2 separate regions of the Homo sapiens genome follow, and region 2 is linked to region 1. Evidence: chromatin contacts called from ENCODE Hi-C data. All regions are on one chromosome and are shown on one strand. Each heading gives the region's core, a stretch centred on a gene start or an enhancer-like site at or near the end of the contact. The rest is flanking DNA. Distances are from core to core; before and after follow the strand shown.

Evidence for each region. A loop is a pair of places that touch in the nucleus more often than their neighbours do. Pooled maps may share reads with other maps.
Region 2: a map of CD4-positive, alpha-beta T cell shows a loop between it and region 1 (3-fold over the local background). The contact joins the promoter of DAGLA here to the promoter of INCENP in region 1. A Hi-C loop is called at or near these places in 3 of 168 maps with a recorded cell type or tissue (CD4-positive, alpha-beta T cell, CD8-positive, alpha-beta T cell and naive thymus-derived CD4-positive, alpha-beta T cell) and 9 of 50 pooled maps.

The regions. Positions count from the first base shown.
Region 1 is chr11:62,121,292-62,129,003 of GRCh38, forward strand. It overlaps INCENP (inner centromere protein), which reads left to right and starts at 2,720. Exons shown (of 19, transcript NM_001040694.2): 1 at 2,720-2,872; 2 at 6,860-7,010; 3 at 7,479-7,592. The coding sequence starts at 6,871. LOC124902681 (a long non-coding RNA gene) reads right to left here and starts at 2,420. Exons shown (of 2, transcript XR_007062697.1): 1 at 2,366-2,420. RefSeq lists enhancers at 2,331-2,420, 2,951-3,020, 3,010-3,591, 7,074-7,573.
Region 2 is chr11:61,675,950-61,683,661 of GRCh38, forward strand. It overlaps DAGLA (diacylglycerol lipase alpha), which reads left to right and starts at 4,442. Exons shown (of 20, transcript NM_006133.3): 1 at 4,442-4,555. RefSeq lists enhancers at 6,639-7,313, 7,314-7,712.

The sequences.
Region 1 (7,712 bases), core at 1,470-3,969:
TTTCTATTCTTTTTTATTTTTTTGAGATGGAGTTTCACTCTTGTTGCCCAGGCTGGAGTAAACTAGTTTTCCTTTCCCTCAGCCCCCCTCCTTTTTTTCTTTTCTTTTTTATTTTTTTGAGACGGAGTTTCACTCTTGTTGCCCAGGCTGGAGTAAAATGGCACGATATCGGCTCACCGCAACCTCCACCTTTCAGGTTCAAGCGATTCTCCTGCCTCAGCCTCCCAAGTAGCTGGGATCACAGGCATATGCCACCATGCCCGGTTAATTTTGTATTTTTAGTAGAGACAGGGTTTCTCTATGTTGGTCAGGCTGGTCTTGAACTCCTGACCTCAGGTGATCCACCCACCTTGGCCTCCCAAAGTACTGGGATTACAGGCGTGAGCCACCACGCCCGGCCCCCTCAGCCCCTTTTATAGTTGCTCTTCTCTCTCTTGAGAAAGACGGACCTTAATCCCCTTGGAAACTTGCTAAAGTGCACTGCACAGGGTAGAAAACTCTCCGAGGTAACAATCAAATAAACAATTTGAGATACTCATGTCAGAATTAATAAACAGAATGATTAACGATTGGGTAACATATCCTTTTATGATTCAGCTGATTTCCAATTATTTACATTCTTCAAAGAATAACTCAGAAATGTTTAGTTAATTTGCTCACAAATTATTTACTCACATATGATGGAGTCAGTTGGTAAACTGAGTAAAATAACAAAGGCAAAAACAGAATTGATAAAGAGAGGGAAGAAAGGGAGAGGAAAAATACTACAGACGACCTGGGAACAGGGTAAACTATCTGTTGGTAGCTGACCGTGGATGTACAAATCTCTTCAAGATTGAACTGCCTTATTTTACAGGTAACAGCAACCTTGACTCACAGAGTAAAGTGACTTTGTCTAAAGCAGTTTCTCAACAGCAGCAATTCTGGTATCTGGGGCCGGGTAATTCCTTGCTGTGGGGACTGTCTTATGCACTAGATGGCGTTCAGCAGCATCCCTGGCCTTTACCCACCAAATACCACTAACCCCTTCTCCCAAACCCAAATGAATTCACACACTGCCAAATGTGGGGGGCGGAGGTGGGATAAAACCTCCTCTGCATGAGAACCACTTCTCTCAAGAAACGTCCAGTACCAGGGTAGGTGACCAAGGATTCTGTCGCCCAAGAGATGACAGAAGGCTCTAGATAAACGCACACTCCGTTGCCATTCACAAGGCGTTTTGTTTTTACTTCTCAAAAGCGGCAGAGATTTTTTTTTTGAGACGGAGTTTTTTGCTTTTTGTGGCCCAGGCTGGAGTGCAATGGCGCGATCTCGGCCCACTGCAACCTCTGCCTCCCGGGTTCAAGCGATTCTCCTGTCTCAGCCTCCCGAGTCGCTGGGATTACAGGTGCAAGCCACCACGCCCGGCTAATTTTTTTTTGTATTTTAGTAGAGACAGGGTTCCACTGTGTTGCCCAGGCTGGTCTCGAACTCCTGAGCTCAGGCAATCCACCCGCCTCGGCCTCCCAAAGTGCTAGGATTGCAGGCGTGAGCCACCGCGCCCGGCCAGAGATTCTTTTTTTTTTTTTTTTTTTTTTTTGAGACGGAGTCTCGCTCTGTCGCCCAGGCTGGAGTGCAGTGGCGGGATCTCGCCGGCCAGAGATTCTTTATAGGACATATTAGTCCTTGTCTTTCCCCCCCCGCCTCCATATTGGAAAGATGAACTAATTGAAATATGACTTAGTAAAAACATTGTGCCAACTTGAAACCTTGATTTAGTAAAACATCTCAATGTTTAGATCCTTTGTCCAATGGTAGTATTTATCAGATGTATTCAGCTTGCTCAGAAAACCAAAAGGGCATTACAACCACAAAAGCAAAGAAAAATAAGAAAACGTCCCATGTTTGGATCTTGTTCTACTTGTAAAGATTAAATTGAAATGATTAGGCTTTTCGATTCATGAGCCAAATACCGTAACACCCTGGCCTTTGATGGGTTTGGATTTTTAACATTACTCCTGAGATTTCAGGAAGTGGGGTTACAGTTACACTCCTTATAGCTGCTAAGTGTATTAAGTTGAATGTAAGGATGCATAATATTGTTTGAATTGAGCCCCACTACCAATTCTTTAAAAAATGGCATGAATTCCTATACGTAAATGATTTGGTGGAACTATTCCATCATAATTTCTAAATTGTTTATATACCAAGGTAGCCTTAATTTGTATATGTTTCAGTACAATGAAATTTTACTCCCTCTGGGATGCTGTTTGGTTTGTATTTTGAGGAATGTTTTTCTCATGGGAAGAGGAACCTATGACTTCTGTACCTAGATAATTTGTTACATTAAAAAGCTGGTCTTTCAGCAATGTAAGTATATACATACATGTTTTTATGAGGAAAAAAAAGCAGCAGAGATCAGAAGACTGCCACCGTGCTTGGAGAAGAAAGAAAGCCGCGCGTGGCCTTCGCAGTGCTCGCCGGGACTCGTAGTTCCAGGTCTGCGGGCTCCTCCCAGGCGGGGATCTACTTCCTCTCTCGGCCGCGGCCGCAGCACCCGGAAGCTGAGGGGGCTTAAAGTCTTTCGCTTCCTTTCCCCGCCTCTTAGTCCCGCAGATTGCTAGTGGATATGGCCAATAGGAGGGCTGACTGGTACTTCCTGTTATTTGATTGGCTTAAAATTTTGCAACCGCCCGGACAAACTTGCCGAGGATTGGCTGAGCCTTCAGTTTTGAAAATCATAGTTTTCGCCCGCGCTGCGCCGCCTGGTTGCTCCTCCCGTGCGGTGAGTCCCGAAGGCCCGGAGCCAAGTGGGTCTGGGCAAGCGGGGCCTTACCTAGGGATACCACCGGACTTGGATCGGAGCAGCCTTCAGGGGACGTGGCGCAGTCGAGTGAGTGCGCGTGGGCGTGGGGATTGGGGGGTGGTTCGCGATTTTTTCCCCGGTCCTCTGCTCCGTCCCTGTCGACTCCGGACCAGGGTCGTGACTCCCCACCCCAGCCCCTGGCTACCTGGGCATATGAGGGTCACCTCTTCCAAGTGGCGAGGTCGCCTGCCTTGGTTCTCGGGCCCGAGATGCCTCCCACCCTTTCCACCTAGGCCCTCAGCTTCCTAGAGCATAGCCCCGTTCCCTCCGCTCCCGGCTGCTTGGCACCTTGTGCCTGTGAGGATTAGTGTTGACTTGGACGCGCAGGAAGCCCGAAACCAACCCGGTTGTTTGGCGGAATGATGCCAGATGGCATTTCTGTGCAGTTAAACCCCTCTCTCAACGCCCCCGCCCCCAGCTGAGCAGCATTTTAAACTGACCATTTCCGGAGGCTGGGCCGCCCCTTGTCACTCCCCAAGCCTGTTCGCTGTCAGCGGTTCAGTCTCATTCAGCTAACATGGGTTGCTCGCGGGGTTGCCCAGAGCCAAGACTGGGCACCTGCCTTTCAGAAGTTGATATCTAGAAGGCGGTATAGCCAGTGGTTAAGGGCACGGTTTAAAGGCGGTATAGCCCGTGGTTAAGGGCACGGTTCTATTTATGCCCCTGATTTACCGGCTGATTTTGACTTCTCTTTGCCTCAATTTCCTCATCTGCCCATGCGTATCCTCAAGGTTGTGGTGAGAATTAAATGAGATGATGTCTGACTCGGGCATGGAGTATGACTCAGTAAATGGGAGCAGCTGCTATGCGCTTTCTGCACAGAGGTGTGGTAGGCGCCCAACTTACAGCACCCTGAAAAGGACAGGAGTCATAGAGGAGGACGATGGGGCCTTCAGTCTGGTGTATGGTGTGGAAGAAGTGTTGGAGAGGAGGAAGACTGGAGAGTGTCTTCCTCGGTGAGGTGTTGAGTGCTCTTTATCTGTGTGCAGGTGCTTACATGGGTTGAAGAAGAGATTTTTGCTGCTCTTCCAGGAGCCTGATTCTTGGTACACTGATTCCTTCTTTTTCAGGGTCACCTCTGTTTTAACTTACGGTAACCCTTTTTAAATCGTTGCGCTAAGGTCTGCTAGAAGCAAACCTCCCCGTGAAAGAAGTCCAATTGCTTTCATGGACTTTGTGAAAGAAGCTCTCATCCACGTTGCCCATTTGAACAAATACTTTTTAAAAAGTTAGCCAGTTGTTGCTTTTCTCTGCAAACCTTTGGCTTCCTTAAACAGTTTTCTCTTTTCTGGCCTGAGGTCCTGCGCTTTGCCAGGGCTGTGGTCTGGGTGCAGAAGGGTTAGGGGAAGGTGAGGGATGACAGTGAAAAGGGCTTGCCCATGATTGGCTGGCTGCAGAGCCGAGGTTTCAGCCCAAAGCCTGTACGATCCTGCCCATTTGGCCCTGCCCTGATTATTGCTGCCCTTGGCATCTGGGAACAGGGGTTTTGAACATGTGTTGGTCAGTTCTAACCTGTGCAGATTAAGTTTATTTGGTGCCCTTTGTGTGGTGGGATGAGCACCTATAGGATGTTTATTTCTAGGTGTAGAGTTGATGGGTGGATTAATTCATTTAACAAATAGTCCTTGTTGCCAGGCACTGCTGTGCTCTGGGCATTCAACGATGAGCAAGACAGACAGGGGTTTGCCCTCAGAGAGCAATTGTTTAGTGGGCAGGGACAGGCAGTAAGCAACAGGTAAACAAGCACGCAAGTGCTCTGCAGAGAATTACAATCAATGAATGGGATCATGGCTGGGGCTACTTTAGATTGGTTTTCAGGTTTTCCTGAGGATCTGAGATCCAAGCCATGAGGAGTGAGCCATACAAAATGTGAGACAATGTTCCAGACGCAGGGCAGAGCTTGTTGAGGAACAAAGACTACTGTGTCCTTGAATCAAGCCTGAGGAAGTCCCATGAGACTGAAACCTGACCTGGTGCTACGCCCTGTGAGGGATCAAGGGGTCAGCAATTTATCCCTTCCTTACAAGACCTTCCATTGTAGGTGGGAGGCTGAGTTGTGCATGGTTTTTTTTTTTTTGAGATAGAGTCTCCCTCTGTTGCCTGGGCTGGAGTGCAGTGGTGTGATCTTGGCTCATTGCAGCCTCTGCCTCCTAGGTTCAAGCGATTCTCCTGCGTCAGCCTCCTGAGTAGCTGGGATTATAGGCGTGCACCACCACACACAGCTAATTTTTTTGTATCTTTAGTAGAGACTGGGTTTCACCACGTTGGCCAGGCTGGTCTTGAACTCCTGACCTCGTGATCTGCCCACTTCGGCCTTCTAAAGTGCTGGGATTACAGGCGTGAGCCACCGTGCCCGGCCAGTTCTTGGTTTTAAAGAGGTAAGTCAGGATGGTGGATCACTGCCATTGACTTGAGGCATGCAGTTTGTTGTTATGGCTTATGACCACCACCCATTCATTTGTTCTTTCACTCATTCACCTGTTGGGATATTTAATGAGCCCCTGTTGTGATGTAGTAGAATATGGTTGTCTCTTGGAATCCTCAGGGGATTGGTTCCAGGACCTCCTTTGGATACCAAAATCCACAGATGTTCAAGTCCCTGATATAAAATGACATAGTATTTGCATATAACCTACACACATCCTCCTGTATACTTTATATCTCTATATTATTTATAACACCTAATATGATGTAAAAGCTATGCAAGTAGTTGTTATACTGTATTATTAGGGAATAATGACAAGGGAAAAGAGTCTATACATGTTCAGTACAGATGCAGCTCTTTTTCAAATATTTTCCACTGGTGGTTGATTGCATCCATGGATGTGGAACTCACAGATATGGAGGGCTGATTGTACTTCTTCCTTGCTTGAAGTTTTTGTAATGGCTATCAAGTTTTTTGTTTTGTTTTTTTTTTTTTGAGACAGTCTCGCTGCGATGCCCAGGCTGGGGTGCAATGGTGTGATCTTGGCTCACTGCAACCTCCACTTCCTTAGTTCAAGTGATTCTCCAGGCTCAGCCTCCCAAGTAGCTGGGATTACAGGCGCACACCACCATGACCAGCTAATTGTATTTCTAGTAGAGTTGGGGTTTCACCACATTGGCCAGGCTGGTTTTGAACTCCTGACCTCATGTGATCTACCTGCCTCGGCCTCCCAAAGTGCTGGGATTACGGGTGTGAACCACTGCACCCGGCTGGTTATCAAGTTTTAAGGAGGATACCTGAGCTGCTAGTTTTATAAGAAAGTGAGAAAAAACTGTTTTTGTGTTTTCTCTTGCTCAATGCTTGTAGGCAAGTTTTCTTAAAAGCAAGATATTGCTTACTGTTCCCTTCTTGTTCTATTTATGCTCCATTTGGAGGGCATTTCAGCTCAAGGGAGAGGGTTGTGGGAGGCCCCTTGAGGGCATATCTCTGGATCACTACTTTCTCACTCATTCCTTTGGAACACAGAATCTCTTCTGCTCACTGGCCTCTTAAAGAGGCAGTTGGGTTTGATGTTCTTTGGCCTGATGTCTGGAGTCAGCTTGTATGTAGTGCAGGGTGGCTGTGTCTTAGCCCTCACTTAACCATGAGTAGTAAGATGAGGGCCTACTGGAGAGCGAGAGCAGGACTGTGTTTGGGCAGGGAGTGAGGGGCCCTGGGGTGGCCAGGAAGACAGATGGCAGTGCCCTGTCATCTTAAGCCCAGAAAAGGCCATTTATAAGGAGGACTGTCAATGTCAGAATTGGTTGGGAACTGTGGACTTATGGGGACAGTCATGCTGGCGGGGGGGTGGGGACAGGGAGGTATTTGAAGAGTGTGAGTAGAAGGGCTTCTCTTTGTAGAGATGAGGCTAGGGGATGAGTGTTTGGAATTCTGCAGCTCTGGGGAGTGGCTGTGAGCAGAGAGGGGCCCTGGTTCGGGCACTGGGTGTTTGTGGTGGTTGTGGGTCAGGTGGGTATTGCAGCTTGGAGAAAGCCCCAGACCCCTACCCTGGGCCCCTAACTTGTGCCTCTTGTCCCTGCCTTCACCAGACAGAGCCACCATGGGGACGACGGCCCCAGGGCCCATTCACCTGCTGGAGCTATGTGACCAGAAGCTCATGGAGTTTCTCTGCAACATGGATAATAAGGACTTGGTGTGGCTTGAGGAAATCCAAGAGGAGGCCGAGCGCATGTTCACCAGGTGAAGACGGGCACAGTGAGAGGCTGGGAACACCAGGGCCTGTCTGGGCTGCTTTGGTCTTGGGGACACAACAGCCCCTCGTCCCCGCCTACCTGGCAAAACAGACAGCCTGTCAGGGCTCCCTGCTGTATACTGTGTGTGCAGTGTGCTGGGGGCCTGACCTAGTGTCATGGGAAGAGGCAGCAGGAGAGATCCAGTCCCTTGCCTATTCGCCATCGTTGCTGGCTGGGCCTCTCAGGGTATGTGGCAATGGACGTGCGCCTGGGAGCTTGCTTCCCTGCCGTGTCTCCAGGAGGAAGCCCTGAGTGCCCGCAGGTGACTTGCACATGGCCTTGGAGAGCTCACTTGGTGCTGGACACCCCAGCTTGACCTGTCGCTGCCAGGAAATGGGCAGGGGCCAGGCTGGGTGGGAGAGGGGACCAGTGGTTCCCAGGCAGCCTCGAGTGACACCCTCCTTGTGCCAAACAGAGAATTCAGCAAAGAGCCAGAGCTGATGCCCAAAACACCTTCTCAGAAGAACCGACGGAAGAAGAGACGGATTTCTTATGTTCAGGATGAAAACAGAGATCCCATCAGGAGAAGGTAGGAGGGGTTGGGGGAGAGTGAGCTGAGCAGTGGGCTCTGCGGAGGCTTGGTGCCATCTGGGAGTTTGATTCTGAAGGTGTTGATTTGGAAGTAGCAGCCTGTAGGAGGGGTGGTGGG
Region 2 (7,712 bases), core at 3,192-5,691, 440 kb before region 1:
AGCTTAGGAATTCTGCAGTTGTCTTTCTGCAGGCAGCTCTACCCTACTGCAGTTACTGACCAAGCCATCCCATCCTGCAGCTGCTGGGAGCTGAGTTGGGGCAGGGTACAGCTGTGCCAGCTGTCGGAGATAGATTACACTATGAAGCTCGGCTGTGACTCACATTCCAGCACAGGGGAAATGCGCAAAAGTTCTATGCTGTCTTTGGGGTGCTAAAAATCATCCTGGCTTTGTCTTGCAAGATGTTCGGCTTGCGGAGCATGGGGCAGATGGAGGACCCTTCCATCTGGGTCCTCCATGGGGAGGAGGCAGGGGGCAGATCTGTCTCCAGCCAACTGCCTGTCACACAACTGCCACAGCTACTAATAACAACACTCAGCATTTAATCAGCCCCTTTGTGGATGCAGACGCTGTCACACTCATTAATTAGTTAATCTGCACAGCCCCGCAGGAGGAAGAGTCATGTTATTATCCCCACTGGGACTCAGAAGGAAACTGAGGCCAGAGTGGGAACTTGGCACAGAGCGGAGGGAGCACAGCCTGACAGCTGGACTGGGACCAGTCTACGACTTGTCTGTTCTGGTGCCCTCGCTCTTGTCCTCCTCCCCAGCTCCTGTCTGCTCACAGTGCTGGTGACTATCTCCAAAGACACCTGGCCAAATGCTGTCAGAACTGGGCCTGAAGGTGCTCAGAGAGAAGGCCAGGCATGGCTTTGGCGTGGAGAGGATGCACCTCTGGTAGCTGGACCAGGTCAGGTCTGTGGGGAGTGTGTGCTCTGGAACAGCCACCCTTTCTGATATGTTTCTTCCAAAGCGTCTTGGAACTAGAAATAGAAGTGATGAGGGTGCCCCTCTCTCTCATCAAAATGCCTGTTTCCTGTGCAGGCGGCTCTGGGTTTTGATTGTGTGTCTGGTGGTTTTAGAATGGAAGGGAGGAGCAAATCCATCAGGAGGCACCATTGTGGTTCCACTGGAAACTGGGACTGGCCATCTGGGGATCTTTGACACACGCAGACACACACACACACACCATGGGTAGAACCCACACCCCCGTGAAGGACCTCTTACATCATTGTACCCAGTGGTCGATGTTGCTGGAAGCCTGCTGAGATGCCTTACAGCCATGGCTCAGCCCTCAAGAAGAAGGCTTAGGTCAGTCTGTCAGGCAAAGAATCCTGACTGAATAAGAATCGGGCAGGAGACCTGCAGAACACAGAAATAAGGCGTTAGAGGATGGAATTCGCTAGTACCTTCTAGGAGTTTGTGACCAATTGCAAAAATAAAGACTGCAGTCCCTCCCTGTCTTTCCTTGCTTGTTACTAGAGTTGTTGAAGATTAAATAGTTGACCATTTCCCCCTTTAAGAAAATATGAATCACAATTTGAAAATGTTTTTGTTATCTTTCCTTTTCCTTTCACCTAACATTTATGTGTGTATGTATTTTTTTGAGAGGGAGTCTTGCTCTGTCGCTGGAGTGTAGTGGCGTGATCTCGGCTCACTGCAACCTCCGCATTCCAGGTTCAAGCGCTTCTCCTGCCTCAGCCTCCTGAGTAGCTTGGATTATAGGCGCGCGCCACCATACCCAGCTAATTTTTATATTTTTAGTAGAGACGGGGTTTCACCATGTTGGTCAGGCTGGCCTTGAACTCCTGACCTTGTGATCTGCTTGCCTCGGCCTCCCAAAGTGCTGGGATTACAGGCGTGAGCCACCACGCTGGGCCTATTTTTTTTTTTTTTTTTTTGAGACGGAGTCTCACTCTGTTGCCCAGGCTGGAGTGCAGTAGCGGGATCTCGGCTCACTGCAACCTCCACCTCCCGGGTTCAAGCAACTCTCCTGCCTCAGCCTCCCGAATAGCTGGGATTACAGGTGCCCATCACCATGCCCAGCTGATTTTTGTATTTTTAGTAGAGATGGGGTTTCACCATGTTGGTCAGGCTGGTCTTGAACTCCTGACCTCAGGTGATCCACCCGCCTCAGCCTCCCAAAGTGCTGGGATTACAGGTGTGAGCCACCGCACCCGGTCACCTAACATTTATAATAGTGGTGTTTCTCAGCCTTTCATGTGCATTCAAATCACCTGGGAATCTTGTTGCCAACCTGAGATTCTTGGGCCTGAGATTATGCATTCCCGTTAAGCTTCTGGGTGGTGCCAATGTCTCACTCTGAGTAGCAAGAGTTCAAAGGATTTGGTGATGGTAAAAGTAACCCTTTAATTCAGTTAAATGACCAGATGGGATCAATCACCTTGAAGATCTTGAAATAATAGTAGCCTCATGACATCAAGTGTGAAGGTGACTGTTGGTACTTGTCTGGTGAAGACAACTTTGGAGGAATGGGAAGAAGGACTGGCGTGTGTCGGGACACATGTGTGCACATGGACACATGTGAGTTTGTGTACATGGGACAGCTAAGGGATGGATCCGTAGTAGACAGCCTTTTTTTTTTTTTTTTTTTGAGATGGAGTCTGGCTCTCTTGCCCAGGCTAGAGTGCAATGGCACGATCTCGGCTCACTGCAACCTCTGCCTCCCACGTTCAAGTGATTCTTCCGCCTCAGCCTCCCGAGTAGCTGGGATTACAGGCACCTGCCATCATGCCAGGCTAATTTTTGTACTTTGGTAGAGATAGGGTTTCACCATGTTGGCCAGACTGGTCTCGAACTCCTGACCTCAGGTGATCCACCTGCCTCTGCCTCCCAAAGTGCTGGGATTACAGGCATGAGCCACCGCCCCTGGCCGACAGTCTTTGGACTGGCTGTTCAGGTCATGATTCTCCTCCTCTGGGAGTGTCTCTCAACGGGGAAAAGTGGACTGACATGTTTGTATCACAAAGCACTTTCTGCCCTGGCCATAGCTGATTGACCGTGGCCTGATCTGGACTAATAAGATTCTTTTTTTCTGGGAATCGGGAACTTTGAACCAAGAGACATCCAATCTGGCAGTTTTGATTCTGATTAATGGCAATGATCTAGAAAGAAGATCCCTAAACTGATACTGCTACAGTTGTCCCTTAAAGCCTCCCCTGATCTCTGCCCTTCCTGAGCCTTGAGGAATTCAACTCCTCCTTGAATCCCCTGAGGTGCCCCACTGGGTATATGCGCCCACTCCTCATTTTCCTTGTTACCTACGTGAGTTTGCTTTCTAAATAATCACAGGTAACACAGAACTCCTTCCAGAAGTGGCTCCATCTGCTTCAATAAAAGGCAGTCCTGGCCTCACAGTCTCATTTCCAACCCAAATGTCCACGTAATTTTCAGACCGAGGCTTCTGCTCAAGCCGGGCACCCCACTACCCACACCTCCTTGTTCACCTATGGCTCCCACTTCTACTGAACTGCGCGATCACTGTGATTTTGGGGGTGGCAACAGGGCCTAGGAAACATTTTAGAGGCACTTCTCTTGCCTGAAAGAAAACGTTCTTCCCCTTTTTGTCTCTGATGAATCTTTACTGGATCTTTGGGACCCAGCTGAGTCATCCCGACCTGCAGACTGGACTCCCATCCCCAGGCTTAAATTCCTTTCCAAGGGCTCTGTCTGTCCTCTCGGCTTAGCTTCTGTGTTAAAACCCCCTCCATCTGCGTCTCCTCCCCAGCAGAATGAGCTCCTTGAAGTCAGGGCCCGCCTTCTGCTCCTCTCTGTGCTCCACTCCCCCAGTTCAGCACAGTGCTCCCAGGGAGGTGTAAGCGACTTACGGTGAATGAAAGGGCGTGAAGGGGAACAGGAGGGGCGGTTTTCTTCATTTACCAGAAATTCAAAATTGACCAAGTAAACCCCTTTGGAGACCAGGCACGATGCTGGGCACTGGGAACGGGGGTAGGGGTGGGGGGTGGGGGGGTGGTAGGGAGGAGGGGGTACCCAGGGTACCCACGGGCTCTGTCGCCCGTGGGGAAGGATGGGCATTTACCCTTCCCATTCATCAGGATGGGAGGGCCACGGACTCCCCCCACGGCAGTGCCGGGTAGACCCCTGCACCACACCGTGCCAAGGCCCTTTCTCACAGTCACGCCAGGAACTCTAGCCATGCTCTGACTTCTCAAGCAGAGTTCAGTCACCCCGAGGAGGTGGGACCCGTCTCTCTCCTCCCCACAAATGAACCAGTTCTCCAGTGATCCTACTTCCTTTTTTCCCTCTCCCACGCTAAAACTGGTCACGAGGGACCTAAAGGAGGGGCAGGCACCCAGGCGGCTCCCTTCCCCGCACGCATCGCGGCCAGTCCAGCCCCTCCCGGCCGCCCACGGGACCCCAGCCGAGCCTGAGCCAGGCGCCCACCGCCCCCACGCGCAGGGCCGGCGCCCGCGGAAGACTCGGCTCTCCCTGGCCTCGACGCCGCTCCCCTCCCTGGCGCCAGGGGGCGCTGCCTCCCCACGACCGTCGCCATGGTCACCGCTGGCGGCGGAGAGGGGTTTACGTAAAGGACGCAGCGTCCCCCGGGGGGCGGAGGCGGCCTTCGCGCCGGCGCCGGCGCCCTGCGGAAGCGGCGTTAGTGAATCGGGGCCTTGGGGAGCCCAGGATGGAGGTGGCGGTCGCGGCGGCGGGCCGAGCCCTGCGGCGGGCGGGAGGTAAGGGGGGCCTCCGGCGCGGCGGGCCGGTCCTGGGCGCGGGCGCGGTGCGAGCGGCGCGGCGGGCTGGGCAGTGTCCAGGGCGCGCGGTGGCCGGCCCGACGGGTCGGCGGGCGGAGTTGCAGCTGCCACGCGCGCCCGTGGCAGGTGTGAGGTCTGTGGAGCCCCTGGCACCAGCGTGGGGATGGTGACACGCGTGGCACGGGCGTGGGCAACGTGGGTCCGGCACAGGCGGCGTGGTTTTCCTGGAACGGGTCTCAGAAGACTCGCCTCCACCTTGGTGCGGTGGTGGCCACGCAGGTGTGAGGTGGTGCAGCTGTCTGCACAGGTAGGTGATGGGCACGGCCTTCGGACTGGTTATGGGATAGGTGGCCAGCTCGTGCCGGCATGGTGGTGCCGCTAGCATGGGTGTGAGGAAGTGCTGCCATTGCTTGGGTGTTGGGATGGTTCTGGCCTTGGGCTTGACATGATCTGGGGTGATAGCACTGGGGGCTTGAAGAATTGGTGTTCTCAGCATGGCTAGAGTTCCTGGCATGACTGTGAGAAAGGGCCTTGGCACGGTGTGGTGCGGGGGGCTACCCGGCACTGCCGCGGGGGGAGTCCGTGGCCCTCCCATCCTGATGAATGGGAAGGGTAAATGCCCATCCTTCCTCACGGGCGATGAAGGGGACACTGCCTCTGTCATGGGGGTCCAGTTTTAATGCCTGTTGGGTACACTGGACTGAGGAGGGCAGAAGGCTGGGAGAAGGTTGGTGTCCTTTATAATGGGCATAAACAAGAGATGCCAGGAGAAGCTTCTACCACAAGGGCCCTGATGGTAACCCAGATAGAGACCTTCCAGGCACTACCGTTGTCCTGGGCTAAGGTAGAGAGAACCATTCATCTAGCTTTTCATCTAGCTTTGGGAATGAAGGGAGGGGTGGATGATTTTCAGTGGTGATCGGTGTCCCAGAATATGTCCTGAGAAGCAAGCAGGACCAAGAGGTAACCCGGGTCAGCGAGTGAGGGAGTGGTATGGCGCACCATCTATCTGTAGTCACGGGGTCCTGCCTTCTCCCTGGGTTGATGGGTTCACTCCAGGGTATCTGGGAGTTGCCTCTCTTCTTTGATGCTGGGGAGCCTTTGGGTCCAGAGGATTGGATCGATTGGGGTATGCTTGAAAGATGATTCTGCAGCCACTGGGAATCTGCTGGGGCCACCGGGACTCCCACCCCCAGGCTTAAATTCCTTTCCAAGGGCTCTGTCTGTCCTCTCTGCTTAGCTCCTATGTTAAAACCCCTCCATCTGCGCTGAGATTGTGTTTGCTCTCACCAGTCCTTTGGGAAGCTTTGGGTGAAGGTCTCACTCAGCATCACCTAGTGCCTTACTTTACAGAGAAGCAATTTGCAGCTCCTCCTAGAGAAGTCTTACAGTGTAGGGGAAATCTTCAGTTCTTTGTGGATCTCTTGGGGGAGTGGGATCAGTGGTAGAAGAATCACAGGGTTGAGCTTGTGCTGGGGAAGGCACTTATGAGTCCAAAAAGATGATGTTGAGGGTAGGGTGGCAGGTGGTCGCCAAATTGCCAAGGTGGGTGCTTGGAGATGCTGATGAGTTCCCTATAACCGGAGCACTGTCCGATGCCTTTGGAGCCATATCACTTTAATTCCAGTGTTGGCTGTGTGACCTTCAGCAGGTGACTTCACCAATCAAGGCATGTCACATGGTGGTCTGGTAGTAAAGAATGAAAGGAAATGGTGCACGTGGAAACACTTTGCAAACAGCGAAAGACTGTACAAAGGTCAGAGAGTCTCATCAAGTAAAGAGACCAGGGCTGGAGGCAGGAGCCATAGGAAATGGTGGCACGGGATGTGATTGGGAGGAAGGGAGCCGGAAGGTTGAGGGCCTGTCATAGGGAATTAGAGGCCCTGAGCGCACATGCTCCCGGTGGGGGCAAGTGGGATCTGTTGACACTGTGAGTCAGCTGCTGAGCTGGAACCAGGCCCCCGGTCTCCAGAGGACAGTCCTGAGCATGGCCCCGGCAGCTGTGAAGTCCTGCAGGAGTGGCCCAAGCAGGAGGAAGCACTTTGCTTGGGCAGCAGACGTGCCTCATTGCCAGGGTAGGTCTGGGAGGTGTCTGTGGCTGACAGATCTAGGGTACCTGTGTGGGAGGAAGACTTGGGAAGTGTGTGTGTTTTCTCTGGAGAATTTCCTTTGGCTCTGGGTTCTGAGAACGGGGGTGGGGAGCAGTCACATCAGCGTCTTTTGGGCTGTGGCCTGAAGGAAATGAAGTGGGTCAGAGCATCCACAGATCGATGTGGCTCAGGTCTGGATGGTTCTGCGGGAGGTTGAGGCTGGATGGCAGGGGGACGGGGGGGGGAGGTGTGGAGGATGCCCTCAGACACATAGGGGAAAGGAAAGGGGGCTACAGGCACCTCTGAGGGCAGACAGGTGTGGCACCTCTCCCAATGTGGCCCCACTTCTGGCTGAAGTGCCTTCCCAGGTGGGGAGGATGAGGGTGGCTGCACAGTGCTTTGCTCTCTGCCACCAGGAGCCTAATTCCCGACAACAAGCTGCAGAGCCTGAGTTGCAGACCCTGCCCCATGGCGCTGGAAGTCCTGTTTTTCTCTCACCCAGGCCGTTTCTTCAGCATTCCATGCGGGTGTCTGCCTTAGCCAGCAACCTGTTTCACATCCTTGCTCCCCGAGGAAAGTTTTTGCCCTGTGCCCAGGCTGCAGTGTCAAGCCATGTGGGTGGAAGGAGGACACGGCCCTCCCAGACCCAGGGTTGTGAGCTGACTTTTCCATGCTATGGACTCGCCCTGTCCCCGTAGCTGCCACGCAGACACTGTCCAGCATTGCAGGTGCTTCCCTGGTCATTCCCATGTTGGTCTGAGGGGTATCCATGGCCTGTCTCACCCGCTCCCTGCAGTGCTTCATACCTCCCCCGAGGAGTTGCTGGGCACTTCAGCTCATGTCTGGAAAGCTCTCTTAAGTGCAGAGTCCATTAAGGAGGAAGCCTACAGCCTCCCTGTTGTGAATATTCAGTATTCAAGTCTCCTCAGCTCACCCTCCACACCTCCTCCTGTTTGTTCTGATTTGTGGCTCAGCCTTATGGTTTGGGGCTCCAGGAGCCCTTTTCAGCCACCCTTTGCCTTCTGCTTGGGATGCTGGGACTGCCC